Linked DNA regions of Mus musculus: region 1 is linked to region 2. Evidence: chromatin loops called from intact Hi-C (ENCODE). Cell type or tissue: heart. All regions are shown on one strand.

Region 1 (5,000 bases), 110 kb after region 2:
GAATGCAGAATCAACAGGTAGAGATAATGGGGCAGTTATTTTAGAAGAAAATGCCAGTAAGTGCCGCACAGAAGCAGGACATGAAAGTAGATGCCTGGAATCTTGCCTGGGTCTCCCTCAAGAGGCCCCTCCTTCAAAATCCATATGCAGCACACATTAAACATCTGTCACTGGTTAGCTCTTTTTTCTTTTTTCTTGTAGAGGTTAGATATCTCAAAGAGCAGTGTGTGGTTTGTATTTCTGTGGCCATGACAGTGGTCTCTAATTCATCTGGACTCTCAATGTGCTCAGCAGGTAAATGTTATAATCTGTCTCCATTCTTGGAAGTAAGTAGACCTAGCCTCCAGTTAACTAGCTGCTAATGGCTAATCAAACTTTTCTTCAAACCAAGCACCCTGGGCTTTTAAATGTGGGCCTTGCTATCTGATAAAACCCATAAGAATTGAAGGGGATGCTGTTTAAAAACAAGAGCTCAGCCACATTCCCACTACTATACAAATTCCAAACCAGCATTGAAAAGCAAGTAGCCAAGGGAGACAAAGCCTGGAGAAATGAGTCCTGTCCTGTAATCAATTATGTTCCATCTACACCTGTTCACTGAGGGTGCCAATGCTGGTTCTTTGGGAAGGTTAGAGAACTAGAGGCTAACACTCTGCCCCAAATATCCACTATATATGGAGTGACCCTCCATACATGAACTTATTCAAAATCCTTTGAGAAAAGCTCTGTGCATCTCCATACTTCACCTCCTAAAACTCCTGACTTGATATACTAAGGCAGACAATAGACTTCGGCAAAGGAACTCCATTTGGAAGGGACTAAGTTTAAATCTCCTTTATATGAGTAACATCAACCATAACCTCCAATATGACCAACCTCAGAACGGATATACGGATATATCTCAAAATTAGTCCTTTTGAACTTGAAATAGAGCCACCACAGCCCCCTTCAAGGAAACCTACACATAAACTTCCCCTCTTCAATTGAGTCTCTCAAATGTAAAGCCACTTCCAGCCTAACTCTGTTTATATTCTGGGCATATATCCCCATATACATGGTAACAAAAAAAAAAAAAGATATCCTAGAAAATACCCTAGAAGATACAAACAAACAAACAAAAATACTTTGAAGGTCATAAAAGAGGGACCATTATATTCCTGTCATTCCCTGCCTCCTCCATGAAGTTCTATCCAGACAGCTTGAGGCCTTCTGATGAGCAGGCCTTCCTGGGTCTATAAATAGGACTACAAAAGACATGCAGAATCTTAAATATGGGACAAGATCACCTGTCTGTAATCAGTCTGCTGTCCCTCTAGATTCTGAGGCATCCAGTGACCTGCTCATCACTGAGGCAGCATTTACCACAGTGATCTGAGTTCATGTTAGCATGGATCAAACACCTCACAGACAATGGTGCAGGTAATTCTCTTAGCTGTCTAGAGAAGAGGGCTCTTATGTCTCAGATTCATGTGTAAGAAATGTCCTAGGAAATTAAGTATCAAGTCTTAGCTCATAAAGATGGAAGGAACCAGAAATGGTGACCCACACCTTGAATTCCAACACTTGGAAAGCAGAGTAGGTCAAAGGCCAGCCTGATCTACAGAGCTTAATAATCCAGGAAAGCCAAAACTACACAAAGAAATCCTATCTCAAAAACAAACAAACAAACAAACAAACAAAGATAGAGCATAAGCTTGTGTGAAAACCCAGGTCTGTCCCATTTGGAATCTGTGCCCTTGGCTATTGCCCTGTTGAACAAGCACAGAGCCCCATGTGAAACATTTGGAACCATTTTGGATGAATGGGACAACAGTACTATATCCATATTGATCAAACCAGTCTATGAGGTTATGCTCAGGTTCCATTCTGGTTAAAGTGGGTCCTCAGGTCAAGTCCTTCCCAGTAAAATCACTGAGACATATGAGGCACACAAACAAAGCTCAACAGATAAAAACAGGCTCATGCCAAATTATTTCCAAAGATTATCTTTGGCTTCACAGCAATTCAAATCACCAAGAATATTTATTAGATAAGCAGCTTCTGAGTACTAACTAGGACTCAGACCTAAACTCTTGAAAGTCAAATCCAGGGTTTAGAAGCTGTAATTCATCATAACCTAGGACTGAAGCATCTTTTCCCCCCTGGCTAATCGCAAGCTCGTCACCCCATTGCTGCTGCAGCTGGCAACAGAAGCCCTTACACCCAGCTCAGGACTCATGGTATGAGTCACCAACAAAGCTCTAGACTATCCAAGGTCTTCAAGTTCAAGGAATAAATGACTCAGTGTAGCTGCCTGTGGAAGGCTCCAGATTTCTCCTTGTCAAGTATACAGATCTGTATATGTTAAATGTCTGTTTACTAAAGCAAAACAAAAAAGCCAGAGCAGGCAAACAAAATCTGTAGGAAACACATTGTCTCAGACATCTCTGGGGTCTGCATACAATAGAAGAAAAAAGGCCTTAGAGTTTTGTACAAGAAACTACCCCGGAGTTCCCAAACCTACAGACCATACTGTATCTCAGGGCAGAAAGGATGAAAGCCTGCAGGACACTGTGCAAGTGCCTGCTGGAGCTCCAGGCTTCAATTGACCAGTGCCCTAAAGGGCGTGGAGGATGTAGCTGTACATGTGTGGACAGGGTGGGGTTTCCTGCAAATACTCCATCCCTCTCACCCTGGCGCCTTCCCAGATCCTTAGTGCTATCTGACTCTGATGGTGTAGCTTACGGAAATGACTGTCTACGGTTTAGGTGGGTCTTATTATTATTATTAACAAAGATAATATTATGACTAATAATAACACTGGTGACATTTCAAGGGATTTTGCCCTCTCCTTCATCCTGGTTCTCTTGAGGTACAAGAGTTTGAATTCCACAGTTGTGCTCCACTGGAGGCTCAATATGACAGTTCACTCAAATACAGATGTAATTTCCAGAGATTTCTTAAAGAGCTCAAGGGGCTTTTCTTTCCTCCTCCTCCTCCTCCTCCTCCTCCTCTTCCTCCTCCTCTTCTTCTTCTTCTTAACTATGCCAATCACACCACTATTTAAGCTGCTGGATGGAAAGGCCTATTGTTTTACTTAAGCCACCCTTAACCTCACACTTGCCCCAAGAAACTGCTGAAATCTCTTAAGAGACTTAGCCAACTCACATATCAGAATACCTGGCATTTGAAGATCTTCACTAAAGAAGGCTGTGGGCAGTGTGAAGTAAGATACAATCAGCAGCAAATAACCCAGCTTATTTGATAATTGGGGAATTAGTGGGAAGATATACCATGTGGAATTGAGTATTAGACCAGAAGGCAGAATAAAGAGGCTGGGATACTCAGAAAGCCAGTGTAAAAGTCCTGAAAGGGAATGTTTGTGTCAACCCCTGCAGGTCAGTAAGCAATCAAATGACAAGGGGGTGGGGGTGGTTTGAGTACATTCAAAGATCTCAAAGGCTAATGGCAGAACAGAGAAGCCAGGAGGCTAGCCTAAGGGAGGCTGACCTAGGGCAGCAGGTAGTCAATAATCCAGGCTAGGGCAAGAGATCTAGAGAGCAGAATTGGCAGTTCCTGCTAGCCTGACAGCTTCTCCAGAAGTAAAAGCAAAATGCCATCTGAACAGGGCTAGCCCATGGGAAGCCTCTAGAACAGCAGCTCATGACAAAGCTGAAAACACGTGTCACTACCCCACCTCAGGAATCAGGGCTCAGGATGCTCTCAGGAAACCACTTCCCTGGGGACCATGGCTCTGGCCACCCACCTGCACCCATTCTTCCCTCCCACAGGAAACTGCACCACCATTGTTTGTTGTTCTGTAAAGCCACTCTAATTGTGAGAGAAGAGGCCACATGCATTAACACCTCAATAATGGGAAGCATGTGTCAAGTCATCTAATTTCCTGCAAAAACTCCCCCTATGATGGAACAAATACTGCTGACAAAAAATACCTGGTGGCATACAGGGGTGCAGGACAAGCATAAAAGACTATAAGGAAGAAAGACTGAGAGAATGCCACATATCTTTGCTACCATGAGACATCCCCATGGGTCTAAAACTTTGCAAGGTCTCAGAGAGGCCATTCAACTGTAATCAGTACTAGCAACAAGTAAGTAAGGAAATAAATAAATAAATAAATAAATAAATAAATAAATAAATAAATTCAGTTTCTCCCTCAGGTCTGCAAAATCAAGTCAGCTTTGAATAAAAATGAGGCAACTGTAATCAGTACTAGCAACAAGTAAGTAAGGAAATAAATAAATAAATAAATAAATAAATAAATAAATAAATAAATAAATAAATAAATTCAGTTTCTCCCTCAGGTCTGCAAAATCAAGTCAGCTTTGAATAAAAATGAGGATATGACCACTCCTAGGTATGGCTGAGGGAAATGTTTTTATTATAGATATGAGAAAGAGAATAGTCTGAGGCATCCAGAAGACTAAAACTGAACATGGCCAGTAGAACAGACTGGCCATGAGAAGAGAGAAGTGGATGAGTGAGAGAGGAAGAGAAAAAAAAAGAGGGAGACAAAAGACCAAGAAGGTAGAGAATCAAGAAAGAGTGTGTCCAAAATGGCTAGATTATATAGGAATAAGAAGTTGAGGGAAGGGCAGAAGAGATGGCTCAGCAGTTAAGAGCACTGACTGTTTTTCCGAAGGTCCTGAGTTCAAATCCCAGAAACCACACGATGGCTCACAACCATCAGTACAGCTACAGTGAACTCATATACATAAAATAAATAAATACATCTTTAAAAAAAAAAGAGCTGAGGGAAGGAAGGTAAGCAAAGCTCAGGGGCTGGAGAGGTTTAGGGTAGGGGGCAGAGGTGAAGCGTGTTGAAAGGAGCCAGGACTCTATAACAGGTATTTTCAGAACCAGTATCTGTATCTCAGTGAGTCATTTGTCCCCAGTTTCTTCGGGACCACATTCTATGAAATAGCACCTCAGGTTTTTTTGTTTTTGTTTTTTTTTTGTTTTTTGTTTTTTGTTTTTGTTTTTTTTGATGTTGGTTTTGT
Region 2 (5,000 bases):
CAGGTCAGGAAGCAGGAGCTAATGCAGAAGTCATGGAGAGATGTTCCTTACTAGCTTGCTTCCACTGGCTTGCTCAGCCTGCTCTCTTATAGAATCCAAGACTACCAGCCCAGAGATGGTCCCACCCACAAGGGGCCTTTCCCCCTTGATCACTAACTGAGAAAATGCCTTACAGTTGGATCTCATGGAGGCATTTCCTCAACTGAAGCTCCTTTCTCTGTGATAACTCCAGCTGTGTCAAGTTGACACAAAACTAGCCAGTACAATCATCTACCTTGCAGAATATGAAAGTTCAGAAAGGTTAAGTAATTTTACCAAGATCATTCAGCCAAGAAATGGTAAAGAAGGAATTTGAACCTAGGATGGACTATGCTTGGTTGAGATCTGACTGAAAGTAATAATAATGGTCACCTGGTCCCCTGCTCCATCTCCCAGTATAATCTCAGCCCTTGGAGGCTCTGCCAGTGTAGAAAGCAAAATACTGTAAGGTCTGCCACCAGCCTATAAGTTCATCTGGGAAAATTTGAGAAGATTAAGTCAGAGACAAAATAGTAGACTGAGGCCTCTTTATCCCTCTTCATCCTTTATCTGTAGATGAGGGCAACTGACAGGGTTCTCAAGGACAAAAGGACCAGCATAAGTTTGGAGGTGACCCATCTGTGCACATATCAGGCAATCCTCATATTTGGGGTTGGCTGCCTACAAGCAAAGAGCCCTGGCAGGGAAGATGTAGAATATTGGCTTTGAATAAGAAACATAATAATGTCTTGGCTTAGAAACTATAGCTTTAAATTCAGCTTTTGGTTCAATATGAAGAGACTGAATCCTCTTTCCAGTTACTCCAAGGAATGAGATTTGCCAATAAGAAGGGACAGGCCTATACTGGACACCTGGGCCTGCCAGAAGACTCAGAAAATGCCAGGTCTGTGTGCCACTCTCCTGGGCAGTGTTCCTCACTGACTTTTCTGCTCTGTCCATTACTCTTCCTGAGGCTTCCTCTTCTTGTTCTTGGGGACTCTATCAGTTCCCAAAGCTTAAGATTATCAGGACATACCTCTCCAGTCAGAAAGAGAAAGAAAATCATATAAGAGTTTTCCTAGGCACTCCCATGCAGAGAAAAACTATTCCTTTCTGAAGCAGGGCAGGCCCCTGACAATGGATGGCCTTGTCCCTTCATTTATGTCTAGGCCTTTTTCCTCCCTTTTGTCATTACCTCCCATGACATCCACTCTGTGACCCTAAGCTTCAACATGGCAACTAGGAACACAGCCAATGCAATGCTCAATTGTGGCACTAGTGGTCAGTCATGCATGATGCAGGGACAACAGGCCTTGGAATGTGTAGAGGAAATGGTTGAGGAAGAGGTTTGATTGGATGAGAGTTGGGGAACCCTGAAGCTGTGTAGGTAAAGCAACAGATCTGGAATGAGTACATGCTTGGTTGGGGGTGGGTTGGAGGCTGAGTGTTTGTGGAAAGTTACAACTTCTCCCATCCCAGTGTCCCGAGAACAGTACTGTGTAATGCTTGGCTCTCCAGAGCCCTGCCTGTGATGTCACAGAACCTTCAGTGCTTAACTCATAACAGAAGTAAGCCTGGAAATTTTGGGAACTGAGGCAGGCTGATGAGGAGAATAGAAAGGAAGGCATAGGTTTGTTCTGGGATATGGCTACAGCTAGAATTTTACTCAGCACTTAATCAAGAAACATGTAGCTCATCACCACCACCACCACCACCACCACCACCACCACCACCACCACCACCACCACCACATACACGCACCTAAGGCCTCTGCTGACACTCACATGCCCACTGTTGGTGACCTTACAAAGAGACAGATCCAAACCCAAGGGCAGCTAGCAGTCAAGCCCAGCCCCACTTTTACCTATTGAGCCAACACCAGCAGTCTAACAGTTGACACACGAGGCGGTGCTATTGAGTCCCTCCAGTACTGCTTCCCAATAAAAGGGAGAGGCCACAGGGCCAGCTTTCTATCCTCAAGGGTGGGGAGGCCTGATACAATAATCATAGACCACTTTCACACTACCAGTGTGGCCTTTACTGTAACAGCAAAAGGGAAAAATAACTGATCAATTTGGGAAGGGAACTTTAAGTGGTTTAAGATAAAAGCTAGACCTTAAGGGAGATAAGAGGATTTGCTGAATGAAGAGGTGAAGGCCTGAGGTTACACAGTGAGACCAGTCAGAAAACAGACAGAGAAAAGGAATCATGGGCAGGTGCAGACTGCAGTCTTTAGTCTACAGAGGACATCCTTAAAAATGGAGCTACTGATGACCTCAATTGTGTCATCTGAGAGGGGGGGGTAGGAGGAGGAGGAGAGGGAGAGGGAGAGGGAGAGAGGAAGGAAGGGAGGGAGGGAGGGAGGGAGGGAGGAAGGAAGGAAGGAAGGAAGGAAGGAAGGAAGGGGCATAGAAAGGAGAGAGAACTGTGCAGCAGAGAAGGCCCAAATGTCTACGGCTCTCATCACCAAAACCTTGTCCCTCCATCAAAGTTTCTTGTTTCAATAATTCAAAGTGGAAAGATCATACACAAACAAGTGTTCTGGGATCTTCAGACTACCCCACTACCTCATATCCTCAGTGGTCATCAATAATCCTCTGCCCTACTCTGAGCCATCTTAGAAATACGCACCCTAAAAAGGGGTGAAAAGTTTAGAAAGAACCCTCAAAGGGAGCTCACTTTTCAATCTACCATGGCAAACTGGTATAGAAAAAGAGAGAAAAGACCCCCAGGGTCCTAATGTTTGCTTGTGGTAGAGCTAAGGGGTGTCCATGCAGGCTGTGGACTTGACCCTCATAGGTTCTGATCTAGTTCCATGGGAAGACACAATTTGACCTTATGAGCTCCACTCAAAACCAGGTTGTCTATTTCCACCTCCATCTTACCACTCTGCTTTCCAGAAGCCCCTCACAGGAGGCCCCTCCTAGATTCCTGCTAATCACTTACCCTAAGTTTTACATCAAAGCCCTCAAAGGAGTTTTCTTTTCTTTTTTTTTTTTTAAGATTTATTTATTTTTATGTATATGAGTACACTACTGCTCTCTTCAGACACACAAGAAGAGGGCATCAGATCCCATTACAGATGGTTGTGAGCCACCATGTGGTTTCTGGGAATTGAACTCAGGACCTCTGGAAGAACAGTCGGTGCTCTTAACTGCTGAGCCATCTCTCCAGCTCTCAAAGGAGTTTTCTTAAATACAACAATCTATGATCCTCACTGCCTTTAAGACCAAGGAATGAACCTTCTTAGAGTTGTTCCTAAAATACCCTTCTAGACCTGCTTCCTCTTCTGGCCTTTCTCCCAGTTCCTTGGCCAGTGCAATGGACTTCAAGCCACTGGGCCCTTGCTTGTTCCCATGGAAAAAACTCTTCTCACCCATCATGGTACCCATGACTCAAGAGAGGCTTCAGAGACCCACAGCCAAAAAGCCTGAGCAACTCGGACCTTTCCACTTAATCCTACCTCCCAGTGATAACTGCCATGATCGTTGTCCTTATGGTGGCTGCATGATGAACACTTTAACATGTCAGGTATAGGGGCTAGGCACAGTGTGATCTTGTATAACTCCCTCAGGGCAAGTTTTATTGTTGGCATATCTAGTTTACAGATGCAAAAACAGATTAGAGCTTAAGTAATTTGCCCAAGGTCACACAGCTGAGTTTTAAAAACTAAATTTTAAAACTTTGGTCAGAGAGCCCTATCCCTAAATAGCAGCATGATATGAAGGATGCCAAACTCCTTCCTAGGTAGTATGTAAGAATGTGACTGTGGCCTTGAAGAGCAAGCCTTGTCAGAAGGCCTATGGACATTGGAAAAGGAGGCATGGTAGATTATGCATGAATAATTTTAATGAATGCTGCTTGTATGGTATGTCACATCATATATAGTGCATGCATGAGCATATGAACAGACATACATTCAGACAAAAAAAAGCTAATATCCAGCATATGTTTTGCTTCAAATATGGAAGCATCCTCTGAGGAGCTCAATGCTCATTAGAAGTAATTCTGCTACTAGACAAAAGGTCAGTGCAGGAGACTGTCCACTCTATCTCCAGACACAAGTACTTAGGTCTTAATGATGTGTATATTTTCATATGTGGGCAGCTGACATTCCCCATGTAAACTATTTGCAATAATCTTCCAGTTTTCTCAAGATAAGCAGAGCAGCAGAAAGGCAAGACTCTGAAACAAAGGGGTCCTAGGGGTCCCCTTCCTTCTAAACAAGAGTAGTTGACCTTCTGGACAAGAATGGAGGCAGCTGTTTTTGGGGCTCCTCATTGCTTCTCAGAGAGGAGAACAAACAACGGACACTCCCACAACTGTATCCTGAATGCCCCTTGACATGAAGAGATTTGCATTAGCTACAGGAAGACTGGCTGCAGGAGTGGGGAAGGAGTGGGAATCAGGCTCCTAAACAGGATCCAGGGTTGGAGGCAGTGTCTGTGGGCAATAGGGGGAAGGGCTGGCTTGACAGCTGTTGGCCGAGCAGAGGCCACCATGTGCTGAGTCCTCCCTATAAGTTTCCTACCCATTATACTTCTGCTGCTCTTGGAAAGGACAATGTATAAATCAGAATCCATGGTTCCAGGGTCATAGACGTTGCTGAGACGTTGAGAGCTGGGGGGGGGGGAAAGCAGGTTAGTTTTACTCCAGTCTCCCAAAATGGCATATTCCATAAGTTTCATACGAGACCAAATATTCAGGAAATGGTGGACTTGACACTTGATTCAGGTGAACCTCAACTCCAAACCTGGGATCTATCCACTCTGCTTGCTGAAACAAATGGATGAGGTTCAGAACACAGGAGGTACTCAATATACTTGCTAAATAATGGTATGTACACATGCATGTTAGATTTAGGAGTCACTCAGTGGAAGGGTACTTGCCTAGCACCTGCAAGGTCCTAGGTTCCAAGTTTGACATCACATTTTTGGAAAAAAGAATCCCCTCTTGGGACACCAGAAGTATCCTCATGGGGT

What was found. A loop is a pair of places that touch in the nucleus more often than their neighbours do. Peaks named below come from ENCODE experiments on the same cell type or tissue, not always from the same donor. Only the 100,000 strongest peaks of a DNase experiment are listed, where the experiment ranks them.
Region 1: a loop joins it to region 2, with 1.8 times the contacts of the local background. A loop is called at or near these places in 3 of 42 quality-filtered maps.

The regions. Positions count from the first base shown.
Region 1 is chr19:60,947,892-60,952,891 of GRCm38, reverse strand. All of the region lies in intron 1 of Grk5 (G protein-coupled receptor kinase 5), which reads right to left. Among named protein-coding and RNA genes, the nearest start is that of Grk5, 61 kb to the right of the region's middle. In heart, no CTCF peak of the experiment used is centred here; DNase peaks (open chromatin) are centred at 2,191, 2,651 and 3,681; H3K27ac peaks cover 908 bases.
Region 2 is chr19:61,061,528-61,066,527 of GRCm38, reverse strand. All of the region lies in intron 4 of Grk5 (G protein-coupled receptor kinase 5), which reads right to left. It also overlaps a transcript of Zfp950 not described here. Among named protein-coding and RNA genes, the nearest start is that of Gm22520, 50 kb to the right of the region's middle. In heart, CTCF peaks have their summits at 1,292 and 1,959; no DNase peak of the experiment used is centred here.